Linked DNA regions of Homo sapiens: region 2 is linked to region 1. Evidence: read pairs that join two places in POLR2A ChIA-PET (ENCODE). Cell type or tissue: Panc1. All regions are shown on one strand. Each heading gives the region's core, and the rest is flanking DNA. Links, peaks and the distances in the headings are about the cores only.

The links. Peaks named below come from ENCODE experiments on the same cell type or tissue, not always from the same donor. Only the 100,000 strongest peaks of a DNase experiment are listed, where the experiment ranks them.
Region 2: POLR2A ChIA-PET joins it to region 1 with 13 read pairs; 3 of 35 experiments call an interaction of 5 or more read pairs at or near these places.

What each region holds. Positions count from the first base shown.
Region 1 is chr7:116,327,482-116,334,127 of GRCh38, reverse strand. All of the region lies in intron 6 of LOC105375463 (a long non-coding RNA gene), which reads right to left. Among named protein-coding and RNA genes, the nearest start is that of TES, 120 kb to the right of the region's middle. RefSeq lists an enhancer at 5,979-6,273. In Panc1, for the core only: no CTCF peak of the experiment used is centred there; no DNase peak of the experiment used is centred there; H3K27ac peaks cover 2,500 bases.
Region 2 is chr7:116,447,674-116,454,319 of GRCh38, reverse strand. The region is part of intron 1 of CAV2-DT (CAV2 divergent transcript); the gene reads left to right. Among named protein-coding and RNA genes, the nearest start is that of CAV2-DT, 49 kb to the left of the region's middle. RefSeq lists a silencer at 5,559-5,886. In Panc1, for the core only: a CTCF peak has its summit at 2,133; no DNase peak of the experiment used is centred there; H3K27ac peaks cover 2,217 bases.

The sequences.
Region 1 (6,646 bases), core at 2,122-4,621:
GGGTTATATGGTATCAACACTATTTGTGAGATGTGAGGCTGGCAGTGGTTCTCAGAAAGGAGAGAATGGGGCATGGAGTGGGAAAACAGGCTAAAAGTTATGATGGCAGGCTATGATTATACCATAACATGTTTTACAAATCCCCTAATATTGAATATTCTTTCATTCTAATTTTTTCCTATTATAAGAAAATTGCGATTTTAAAAATCCTTTGAAGGTAAATCACATTCTTCCCTTTAGGATTAATTCCTGGAAGTGGAATTGCTGGTGCAAAGAATCATTACATTTTAGAACTTTTGATGTATATTTGTTGTCTTCCAGAAGCCAATGTATGCCATCTCCAGTACTTAAAAGTACTCATTTTCCTACTTTATCTGGGTATATTAATTTGCTTATTAGACATATTAAAAATAGTTCATTGCTTTAATTTACTTGTATTTAATTTCAAATAAGATCAAGCCTTCTTCGTAAACATATTAGCCACTGCATTTCTTCATGTCTTTCATGTATTTTATTGTGTTAATCTTATTGATTTTAAAAGTTCTCTAGTTATAAAAGGTAATCTTTTGTTGTATAGTATGTCTCAAATATCTCTCCAAGCTACAGTTTGCCTTTTGAGAGTTTATATCTAGATTTTTAAAACATAGCTATGAAGTAGCTTTTTAAAAAACCTATGATTATATCATGTAACTAAGTCAAAATTTGGTCAGAGGGATATTCTTCTTTACAGAGTTATTGGATTTATTTGTTCTTGTGGAATATACTGATCTTTTGTTCAATCTTCTGCCTTTAGAAAATGGAGTGGCTGTTGACTAAAACCACCAGAAGTGAAATACAGAGTAAGGCTCACTTTATGCATGATGATGTTATTGGTTTGTTGATAGACTTGGTCACATAAATCCAAGATATAGTTGATCTAGGCCTTTTATTTTGCCATTTAGGGATAAGATAAGAAGAAAACAAACCTGGTAATGCAGCACCAATTGTTAGAATATTGTCTGTAGGGCTCTGCTTTTACATCTCTTTTCAATTTTTCAAATAGATATTCGTAGGTCAAGATTTTCTTGAGAGCTGACTAGAATTAACTTCTGTGTATTAGATTGAAATTGGCTCAGAAGTTAATGTGTAGCAGGAGGTATTATTTCTTCTTCCAAGAGATATTTGGCTGAGAGGCTGCCAATTTCTGTGCTATGAAGTTTTTTGGAGAAGAAAATTAAATTATTTTATCTTTGGCTTTAAGGAATAAATATCCATCTCCAAACTTTCTAGCCCTATCTGAGAGTTGCCGTTGTACGTATCTTTCTAAGCTTTATTTTTATCACCACCTGACAAATATTATTTCATTTTTGTTTTCATATATAAGGTTTACTTCTCTTTATTTTATAAATGTAATCAGCACAAACTGGATAAAGAAATATTATAAGGAAATAGCCATTTAACCCTAATTGCTATCAGAAGTTCACAAAGGAAAAAAACATTCTAGATGTACATTGTCCAGTTTATAACCGTGGATGACTTGTTCACCAAAGGCTCTTCTAACACCTCAAACACAACACATCCAAACTTAGAGCCGACATACACTAAGGTGACCCCCAATGCATCCTCGTTCTTGTTTAATTCTCTCTTCTTGAATGTAGGCAGAGCCCGTGACTTGCTTCTGACCAATACAATATGCAAAGGCAGGATTTCACTCTTTTGATGAGTGTATATTGTATGCCAAAGATGGTGGATTGTCACTGCCTTAAGTATACAAGACTCTCTTAGCACACTGCAACTAGAGATTCTCCCATTGGCCTTGAAAAAGCAAATGGCCATGTTATGAACTGCCTATAGGGAGGCCCAGGCAGCAAGGACCTCCCTTTAGGGCTTAAAGTTTGCCTTAGCCGCAACCAATAAAAGGCTAAGACCCTCAGTCATACAACCACAAATACACAAATTCTCAAAAAACCTGAAAAACTTGGAAAAGTGGATCTTCCCCAGTCAAGCCTCCATATGAGAATGCAGCTTCCAGATGAGAATGTAGAATGCAACCTTGATTACAGCTTGTGAGCTTCTGAGCAGAGAGCTTAGCTAAGCCATACCCAGACTGCTGACCCACAGAAACTGTGACAGAGTAAAGGCATATTGTTTTATATTGCTAGGTTTGTGGTAATTTGCTATACAGCACATAAAACAAATATGCAGCCTAAACTCAATTGTGTTTCCCAAGCTTCTTGTATTTTCTTTGTATCAGCGCAACTATCTTTCTAGTGAAATTCATCTTTGATTCCCAAAGTCAAGCAGCTACCAAATCCTGCTGATTTTATATCTAAACCATCTCTTGTGTGATTCCACTTATCATCAGTTCTTACCAAGACAGCTGCAAATCTTTTCCTTCCTTGGGCCCTCATGGTGCCTTTATTCTGTGCAATGTTGGCAAATTACTCTCTCCAAAGCTGTGCTTCCCAAAACACCTTCTGTAGATACTAGTCCCATGAAATATTCACTATACTGTAAGCTCCATACGGGGAAGAAAGGCAGCTGTTTTGTCCACCATTGTATGCCTGATGTGAAGTAAATATGTACTTTAGAAAATAATGAGTACACAGATCAGAATGTTTCTGGAAGAAAATTGTTTGTATTATAAAAATAGAAGCCTGATAATTTTTGCTTCAGGTTTTAAGAGGGAATTTAACAAATTATTTTTCTATCACAAGAATTTTCACAGCAATCAGAATCTCAGAACAGATGTGAACTATTAGTAGGATGATCATACATCTCACTTCTGGCTCCCCTTTCACTCAAAATCATGCAGGTTGAGAAGATAAACTTAAGGTGATGGGTGGTGGATGAGGTGCTGATGCAGAACACTAGATCAGATAACCAGGCAGTTTTCCAAACTCTAGCCTCTAGCATATGCTTCCCTTTTAAATATAAATGAATTGAGAGGAAATGTAGAGGCTTGTGAGGCTGAAAATTCTTGATTTCTTTTGTTGTTAAACCATTACAGTTTGCCAAGTCCTTTCACCCTGATTGTAAATCTCAAAGGGAATTCAATCCCATGTGTTTCTGATTAGTTTACACTTGAATTATCCAAAAGTTTTGTAAGACCCATTTGAATTCCAAAAACCTTTGTGAAGCTTTTTTTTTTTTTTTTTTTTTTTTTTTTGGTGGTGGTGGTGGTGGTTTGTTGGGAAGAGATTGTTGGAAGGATAGGCAAAAAGTGAAAACAGGTTATTTTGAGTTAGAATTAGGATCACAAGGAAACCTCTCTAAAATGGTAAAATACGCAACATAATCAAAGTGAGTCTTAAACATGAAATTTATGTGGTTCAAATCAGTCTATAATGTGGCACAGTGTAATTGCTCATTTTTGAAACTGATCTCTGCCTATAGTACCCACATAGCTCATAAATATAGCATTTGTATAATGCTACATAGAAAATACTTTCTATTTCCAGATTAGAATAGAAATTATTTTAATTGCTTGTTCATGTATCATTGAATATTAATGGAATCTTCTCCATTTAACGAGGCACAGAGAATTTCCGAAAGGAGGGAGAGCAAAGAAACATTAAGCCATATGGAGATTATCAATGTTATCACTCTCTGTCAAAAGGACTGAAAGGTTATATATACCAAATCCCAATATGTGCAGTCATATCATCTGCTGAATATATTTGAAAGTTAATAACTGTATGTAAAAATAAAACTGTGGCATCATTACATTTTAAGAAGCATTGCAAATGTATTGCTCCACATAGAAATGCACACAGACTAATATTAAGTCATGCTCCATGCTTCTTGTCCTATTTCTTGCTAAGTTTGAGTGTCTGGAATCCTTAGCTGAGTGCCAGTGAGTCTGGAACTCAGACAGAAGCTGCCCAGCCTCACTGGCTCTGCGTATTACAGGCTGTATTTGGTCCTGATTTACTCTACTGGATATGGTATCTGAGTTTAATGATGGATTTCATGTAGAATGAATACAGTAACTTAAAATTATGAGATGAAACTGCCTTACAAAACATTATTTCTTAACTTTCTGAAATTTGATGCCAGGACACATCCAGGATTTGAGCATACATCTGTCAGTTCTCAGCTCCCTCCCCTTAGTTCCAACCATCACCAATCACACTCAACACTTCTTAGTTTGGAACAAAGAAGCTCACTACCATCATGGTAGAATTAACTTGTAATGAAATTCATGCTTACCACATCCTATGAACAGGCCAGGATTTTATAGAACATACTTGATTCCTTTGGAAAACATGTTTATTTTTGAGTTTCTAAGCAGATGCATTTCTGCATTTGAATAGCAGCTTGCCAAGAAGTTCTGAAATCTAGCCATTTTAATAAGAAAAACCAAAATAGTGGTACAAGTTCTTGACCATCTGTTACTGCTCTTACAGAGAAGATTACTGCATTGGGTGGGAGGGAAGAGTACAACAAATCCTTAGGTACCAACCAGTTCTAAGACTCTATTATTCAAGCACCTCAGATTCATTGATTATTTCATGCAATTTATTGTGCTTTACTTTGGGACTAGCTATGCACGGATTTGTGTTATCTGAGGTGCATAACTAAGCTTCTCAAGGCTAGTCTATCTTCACTAATATCTTTTCTACTTAATCCCTGATATTCAAAATATATTTAAAGGAGGTGGGAGAGGAAATGCTTCCCATGTCACATTATAAACAAGGCCTAAAATAAAATTACTTTAGGGAGGGAGAGAATACACAGCAGTTTTAATTTTCACTAAGGTGGAAATGACTGATATCGAGCCTATTCAATTAGCAAATTGTGATAGCAGACACTAGACATCCCTATAGGTATAAGGAGGACACTCCAGAGGGAAGGACAGCCAGAGAAAACAGAAGGTGGAGAATGTTACCCTTTGCTTTAGAGTCAGCCTGTCTAGCTTTATAGCTGGTTTATACATCCCACAACTTTAGACTTCATAGTTAAGTACCCAGAGTATAGGAGAGTCCTCAGAAGTGGTTTGAATGTGGCTGGGTGTGGTGGCTCATGCCTGTAATCCCAGCACTTTGGGAGGCCGAGGCGGGCAGATCACCTAAGGTCGGGAGTTCGAGACCAGCCTGGCCAACATGGTGAAACTCTGTCTCTACTAAAAATACAAAAATTAGCTAGGTGTGACAGTGGGCTCCTGAAGTCCCAGCTACTTAGGAGGCTGAGGCAGGAGAATCGCTTGAACCTGGGAGGCAGTGGTTGCAGTGAGCCAAGGTTGCGCCACTATTCTCCAGCCTGGGTGACAGAGTGAGACTCCGTCTCAAAAACAAAGCAACAAACAAAATAACACAAGTGGTTTGAATGGTTTCTTATTTCTCTCTACAAACCTTGGAATTATCTTCATTAGGTGAAAAAGGGCAACAAATATATAAGTTTAGCTCTTAATTACATGCTGCAGAAAATGTAAAGAAGTACATATGGTAATAGCCAGTTTTCAATACAGGTAACACAAAAGGAAAGGGAAAGCTAATCTTAAAATGAAATCACCATCCTAATGAATTACCAAAAAGTGTGAAAAGTACTTTTACATCAAATGAAAAAATGTAATCTTTATCAAATTTATTTTTTACAACATTTATATTTATTGATCTGAGGTAGGCTTTTGTTAGAACAAAATTAATAGTAAATACTGAACAATATGTCAGGCATGGGGCAAATTGGTTTCTGTTCTTTACAACAAGCCACTATGACCCTATTAGGAAATGTTTTAAAGGCGTTTCTTAGCATTTTCAACAAAATATTTGTACTCCCTACTGAAAATAGCTTAATATGAAGTCCCAAAGGAATTCTGTCTGCCTCATAAAATTGCTTTTGGAGTTTTCAGTTTCTGGCCTCCTCCTTCCAAATGCACAGTGAATATATGGTGGAGTTTTGTCTAATTCTTTCAGTAGAGGAATTTTGCTACATTAAAATAATTTGTTAATTCATCATTTCCATGGTAAAATAGAAATTACTCACCCTGATTCCTAATACGATCAACATAACTTTGCTTTTCATACATAAAGACATTGGTATGAAAAGGAAGCATTCTCTTCCTTCCATCCATATGCTAGCCTGCTTGAGCGGTCGTGTACTATGACTATGGAAAGCATGACCTCAAATTCCAGCCACACCACTTCCCAGCTGTGTACCGTTCAGCAAGTCACTTGCCCCCTGTAATGACTCAACTTCCTGGTCTGTAAAATAGAATCATAGTGGCCACCACCAGAGAGAATTGCTGAGGGGAGTAAATGAGAGCATGAACGTAGATTGCAGCACAGCGCCCATCATGCGGGATGCTTTCAATAACTGTGAGTGATTTTTTCTATTATTAATTAATGCTTTTCTTGGATTTTCTTAACTACATCATATATTTCTAAAACCAATACTCTCTGTTTTTACTTATAAAACATAAATCTTCCGTAAGTAAATAATTATAGACTGAATGTCAATTCCTGGCCAAGTGCAGGATATACTGAGGCCATTATCTGGTGAATGCAGGGTTTATAGATAGCCTATCTCAATTATTTAGAACCTAAAGTGGACATTAAGATAAATTTTAAACATTTCAAAAACAGAACTGGTTGTCACACAGTTTAATAAGCAAATTTGACCCCTAAAGTCTTTGAATAAATGCAGAGATATGGCTCATTATACATTT
Region 2 (6,646 bases), core at 1,931-4,430, 120 kb before region 1:
GTTATTCAGGCATATTAATCTAGAGTAAAAACATGCAGATCAGGTAGGCTCTTATTTAGTATCAAGATGAAACAATAAGATTTAAACAAACTATGATATTTTGGAAATTCTTCTTTTATTTATTTTTTGAACACTTATTAACTGCACAATCTTGGGCAAGTCTCCCCATTGTCTCTCTGAGTCTGTATTTTTACCTGTCACATAAAAACATGTCAGCCTTGCCCACCTTAATAAATCCAGGAAATATTTATTTAGCTCTTTTATGGGACATACACTGTTCCAGGCAGTTATGTTTCATAACAGAAGGGATACAGATGTGTAAGGAGACACTAATAAACATAAATAAATGAACATCACAATAAATAAGTGATGTGGGGAAAAACAGTAGGGTAAAGGCAGAAAGCTTCTGGTGGGAAGAGTAGGCTTATTGCAGCTTAAAATAAAATTGTCGCCGGGCACGGTGGCTCACACCTGTAATCCCAGCACTTTGGGAGGCTGAGGCGGGCGGATCACGAGGTCAGGAGATTGAGACCATCCTGGCTAACACGGTAAAACCCCGTCTCTACTAAAAATACAAAAAGAAATTAGCAGGGGGCGGTGGCGGTCGCCTGTAGTCGCAGCTCCTGGGGAGGCTGAGGCAGGAGAATGGCCTGAACCCGGGAGGCGGAGCGTGCAGTGGGCCGAGATCGCGCCACTGCACTCCAGCCTGGGCAACAGAGTGAGACTCCGTCTGAAAAAAAAAAGAAAAGAAAAGAAAAAAAATTGTCAGGGTAGGCTCCATTGAGTAGGTGGCATTTGAGAAAAAATTCAAGAGATGTAAAGGATCAGCCACCAGCAAAGAGCACTCCAGGCTGGGGGAGTCACCAGGGCAAAGGCCCTAGGGATTATCTGGTGTCAGCAGAGTCGTGAGGAGGCCAGCGTGGCTAGAATGGAGTCAAGGGGAAAGCCATGGAAATCAGAGAGGTAATGAGGACTCAGGTACAGCCTAATCATGTAAAGTCTTGTAAGCCACGATAAGAAATTTGCTTTTATTCCAGGGGGAGATGGGAAGACTTGGAAAGGTCTGAGGAGGAAGGAGATGATTTTAATTGAGTTTTAAAAGGATGACTTTGACTACTGTCTTGAGAGTTTACTATAGAGGGCAAGATGGAAGGAAGGAGACCAGTTAGGAGGCTACTAGAGTGATCTGAGAGAGATGATGTTGGCAAACAGACTCGGGTTGCTAGGGTTGGGAGTCAGGCGAAGTTCTTGAATTGTAGATATATTTGCAAGGCAAAGCCAACAACATCCCCTGATAGACTGGAGGGATGTGAGAAGAATTGAAGAGTCAGAGGGGCTCAAATATTTTGACCTGAGCAACTAGAATGGTGGAGCTGACATCAACTCCTACAGGGAAACTGCAGGTGGAGTAAGTTTTGAGGCGGAACATCAGAAACTCAGTGTTGGTCATGTTAAGATTGAGATATCTTTTAGGAAAACCTAAATTATGTTATAGTTAAAAGTCCCAAGCTGTGAATGGCTTAACATAGCACAGGATTTCTTCTCACTGAGGATACATATCAAACATGAGTGTTGGGAGCTCTGCTTCATACATATACTCAGGCATCAGAGCTGATGGAAACATCACCATATTGTAACTGTGTCTGAAACACATGGCTTGCAGGTTACACAGCAGGGAGATAAAAGAACTGGAGAGTCACACATTGGTTTCTAATATATCAGTCCAGAAGTGACACCAATCACTTTCTCTCATAGCCCGTTGACTAAGGCCAAAGCTATTCATATGGTGCCACCTAACTGCAAGGAGGAAGGAAATACAGACTCTGATATAGGAGCAGGCCAGGTGATAGGCCTGTCTGTATCATATAAGTTTGAGAGTGGTTGACCATGTGGATAGTATTTAAGTCAAAGAGATTGTAAAATCACCAGGGATTGAAAAGAATTAAAGAAGCGGAAGAACAGTTGAGCCATGGGGTACTCCAATGTTGGGAGGTCTGGGAGAGGAAGAAAAAACAGTAAAGGAGACTGGCAAGGGCCATCTGGTGAGGTAGGAAGAAAGTCAGGAGACCAAGGTGCCTGGAATTCAAGTGAAGAAAGGGCATCAAGGAGGAGAGATTGAAGGACTATGACAGATATTGCTGATATTTCCAGTAAGGTGAGAACTGAGAATTGACCATTGCATCAGCCAGGGGGAGCTCATTGGTGTTCTCCACATTTTTGGAAGCCTGACATGGATTTAGGGGAGAATGTAAAGAGAGGAATTTGAAACAATTGGAGTAGGTTTAGGCAACTCTTTCTGAGAACATTTGATATAAATGATGAGGAAAAACAAGAATGGTTGCTAAAAAAGAAGCAGGACCAAGAACAAGGTTTTAAAGTTTTTTTTAAATGGGAGAAATAGTAGTACATGTGTATCTTAATGGATAGAGAGAGAAAAATGGATGCTGCAGGAGAGGGGGTGAAACTTGCTGATATAATGTTCTTTAAATTTTTTTAAAGTTAAAAGTTTTCATTTTTGTGGGTACATTGTAGGTGTATGTATTTCTGGGGTACATGAGACGTTTTGATACAGGCAAGCAATAATAATCACATCATGAAGAATGGGGTATCTATCCTTGAAATGATATTCTTGACCAAGAGGAAGTAGATGTGTCTACAGCACAAGTGGAAGAATTGATTGGCTTTAGCTGGGAGCATGGAGAGCGCATCTGTAGTGACAAGCAGGAAGGCAGAATTAAAGACGAGATATGGGAATGGGAGTCTGTAAATCTGGTGAAGCTTGTGTGCCATGTCTATGGGAGCTGTGCCTCTGATTTGGCATGAACACCGAATGAAATAAATTCTAAATTAATGGACAGATATGTGTTATTATTAATTTGCGATTAGCTTTTAATAGCTTAGTATTAGCAAAAACTGAGGCTGGCAATAAAAAGCCCATAAGAAACTGGCAGGCCAGGCATATCTGGAAGAAGATACAGCCTATCTACTGGCTCTCGGCCACAGAAGAGTGTGCAGGCTTTCTGGACCAATCACACCTGCAGAGATGATACTCACCAGAGGAACATGAGTAGAGTGAGGGAGGGTTATCCTGAATTATTCTCATAGAAAGATGGATTTGGAATTGAAGTGGTATAGTCCTACACACCTCCAGTGCTAGGCTGCCTATGTTTGCCCATAAATTCACCTAGAGCCAATAGTTACAAGAATTTGTTAACTCAGTCACTTGGGTCTCATTTAGGTGTGTCACTTGTAGGCAAGCTGCAGCCTTCTTACTGGCCAGTGCTTTGGGAATCTGAGAGCTACATTTAGGAGAACTGCATCTTCCAAATTATATCATTTACATTTTTACCTAATAAACAGAATGTTATGTAATAATAATTATATAACATTATAGGTTCAGTATATCAATTTTAATATTATTACTTTCTGTAATAATATTTGTAATATTATTTGGTATATTAATAATGTAATATTATTACATTCTGTTCTGTAATAATAATTAATGCCTTCCTAATATGGCGTGAATTTAACTCTCTGAGGCCCGAGTGCTACCCAGGATTTGACAGGCTAGTGACATTTCTGTTGTTTTAGGGATTGATTATTATTTCCTTTTGGAACAAAGTTGAACTATGCAGAGATATGTTTTGTCCTGTGTGTGTGTGTGTGTGTGTGTGTGTGTGTGTGTGTGCATATTTCTGACTAATTCTAATTGGCAATAATTGACCAATTAACTCTATGAATCACTGGAACTTTTCTACCTTTTTGGATCTATGAAACCGTTTTATCTTAAATTAGTAGATGCTATATCGTGAAGATGCCGTGTTCTGGAAAATCAAGCTATTTTGCTTCTATAGTTCTTAAACATGTCCAAGGGATATTACCAATCACAGAAGCACAGAACTATCCAGAGCATTTCTGTGCTGTAGAGATTTGCACTCAGAGGAGTGAAGGAAAAGATTTTAGAGGCCATGTGGTTGCCCATTGCCATCATTTGTGTTGCCCAAAGAAGGGAAAGGACTGTGAAATAGAATTGCCAGTGGAAACTCTCTCTGGTCTTGTCAGCAAGCTTTTTACGAAAAACACAGTCCATTCTTCCACTCCAGACCTTTTAACAGGATAACAATTGACCAACTGCCAGGATTTATTGGCCGGAATAGAAACAGACATCACCATGTCATAACACAGTCCTAAATAGGAACTTCTACATTCTTTCTATGCAGGTTCTGCATTTTTCAGGCATTTGCCTTACTTCCCCACCATGCGTATCAAACGTAAATTGATATGCTGAACCTACAGAGATGTTTGAAGGCTTTTATTTTTTCTTATATGCATTTAGAATTTTGCAAACATAATACATGCCCATTTAAAAAAATAAAATATGGAAAAATTTGTAATAACATTAGCTCCTTGCCCCATCTTCTCCTACATGTAATTCTGTTTCCCAGAGACAACAGTTTTTTTTTTCCCTAAGTGTTTCTGTCTCAAACTTCTTTCATACCTCAACTTCATAAATCTACATGCTATGTATACTATGCCACTATTTCTTAATTTTGCACTTTGGTGTAATTTATTGACTTTCTGATGTAATCGATGGAGATTTAGCAGTGTTATGTCCTCCACACCATTGCTACCCCCACCGTCACCCTCCAGCTTTGTTATAGCACTGTTCTAGCAGTACTTTATGACTTCTTGGCTATTTGTGTATCTACTGATAATAGACAGTATCTCTAGGCTTCTCAGTCCATAAAAGGACAATAGTGATTTAAACTAATTTAAACTCTTGTTTTAAACTTTCTTCCTTGTTTCCATTTCCTAATTTACATCACTTATACTTTCACGTATACACGTCAAGTTTAAAAGCATTTGCATTCTGTTCTACACCCATAATTAACACCTTTCTGATGTATACGTAGGTTGACTTTCAAGAGTTGAAAACGAACACATTCTGGGCTGTGACTTTTTTTCTGGATAACTTCACTAGTTATCCCACCTCATTCTACTTTTTGCCTCCTGTAACTTCATTTAAAACTCTTATTTGCTGATAGTCCATCTCCAGTTCTTTCTTTTTTGTGATTCTATGTTTTCTCTATATCTTTACTTTTGAAAAGATCTAGAGAAGAAAAGAGGATAAACAAATGTGCTCAGTCCACCATCTTGCACCACTCCTTTTGAATTTGATTTTCTTCCCGGTACATGTGCAACAGAAGAAATGTGTTGTACCAGTAATTATCTAGTTAGGCTTTCATGTTTTCAGTAATGTACTACTGAAACTATGTTATATACATATGCATATACATATACATACACATATACATATACATAATCATTTCATTTCTGCAGTTTAACATTTTATTACTGCTTTAAATTTAGGAAGGAAAGTGGTTCTAATTCAAAACTCTCTGAGATAGCAAATAGAGAAGGCAAACACATGGTTTGGGAAATTTGAAGAAGCATGTAAGAACTGACCATTGATTTTAATTCAGTCTTTTCACTCTGTTAACCTTAAAAATATTGAAAACAAAAGCACTTTCTTTTAAAGCATTGGCATGATATCTTGATTCCTTATTTTGTCTCCTTTTCCAATCACAGTTTACAATACACCTGGCAGGCAATACCCCATTTTGATATCTTCATCTGCACTGCAGGATAAGATAGCAACATGCTTTCCTTTTGCCTCTGCCTTCTGTAAAGTCTGGTTTACAGTTTTAATAACTCCTTGGAACAAGTTACTGTACAACATAAACATATATTCCTGTTTATTCAGAGTGACGGTTTTGTTATTATTGTATTATAAAAACAATTGTGATTCTAAATAAAATATACCCGTAAATTAAAACTCAGGGATCAACTTAACTATAATATATACACAATTTAAGGTCCCCAAAATTTTATTTCACAAAATTCATCTAGCCTGAAATAGTTGCTTATAACTCAGGCAATGTCTGCATGATTCATTTTTTAAGTACATAAAATTTATATCTCCCTGTTTTCTTACTCATCTCTAGCAGGATGATCTTTTTGAATATTCTCATTATCCCTTTGTGAGCTCAGGGAGTGCCCTGATGCCCCAGCCGGCCTCACTGCTTTGTCCTGGACTGAAAATGGCCTTTGGAAAAGATAACTTCAAAAAAAGAGAGATAATGCAGCTTAATGGTGAAAGGGTTTGGCTTGGAGGCCAGGCATTGAGTGCCAGTCCTGGCTTAATACCTTTCTGGCTGGGTGACCTGGAACACTTGACTTATTCTCTCAAAGCTTGTGAAATGGGAATAATAATAATAATAATACTTACCTCATAGAGACATCAAGAGGCTAAAATAAAATAATGCATGGGAAAACAGCAAAATGTTGACATACTAAGTACACATTAATATTGTTTATTTTTATTCTTACTAATTTGACTTGTTAATGATTCAAAAGTATTAATCCTGTGTAAGCACACAGAAATACCTACATATGAACTTGTCCTTAAGTTTTTGAGGATCTAAAATGCATTCTGAGGGAGCTTTTCAGTATGAGGAACTTTTCCTTATTTCACTTTAGAGGTATGATTTGTATTTTAGGAATTGTTTGCACAGTATGCAGACAGAAATACTGAGCCCAACTTTTACTTTTTCTTCAAGTAGGACGTCAAGTTTGTATATAGTTT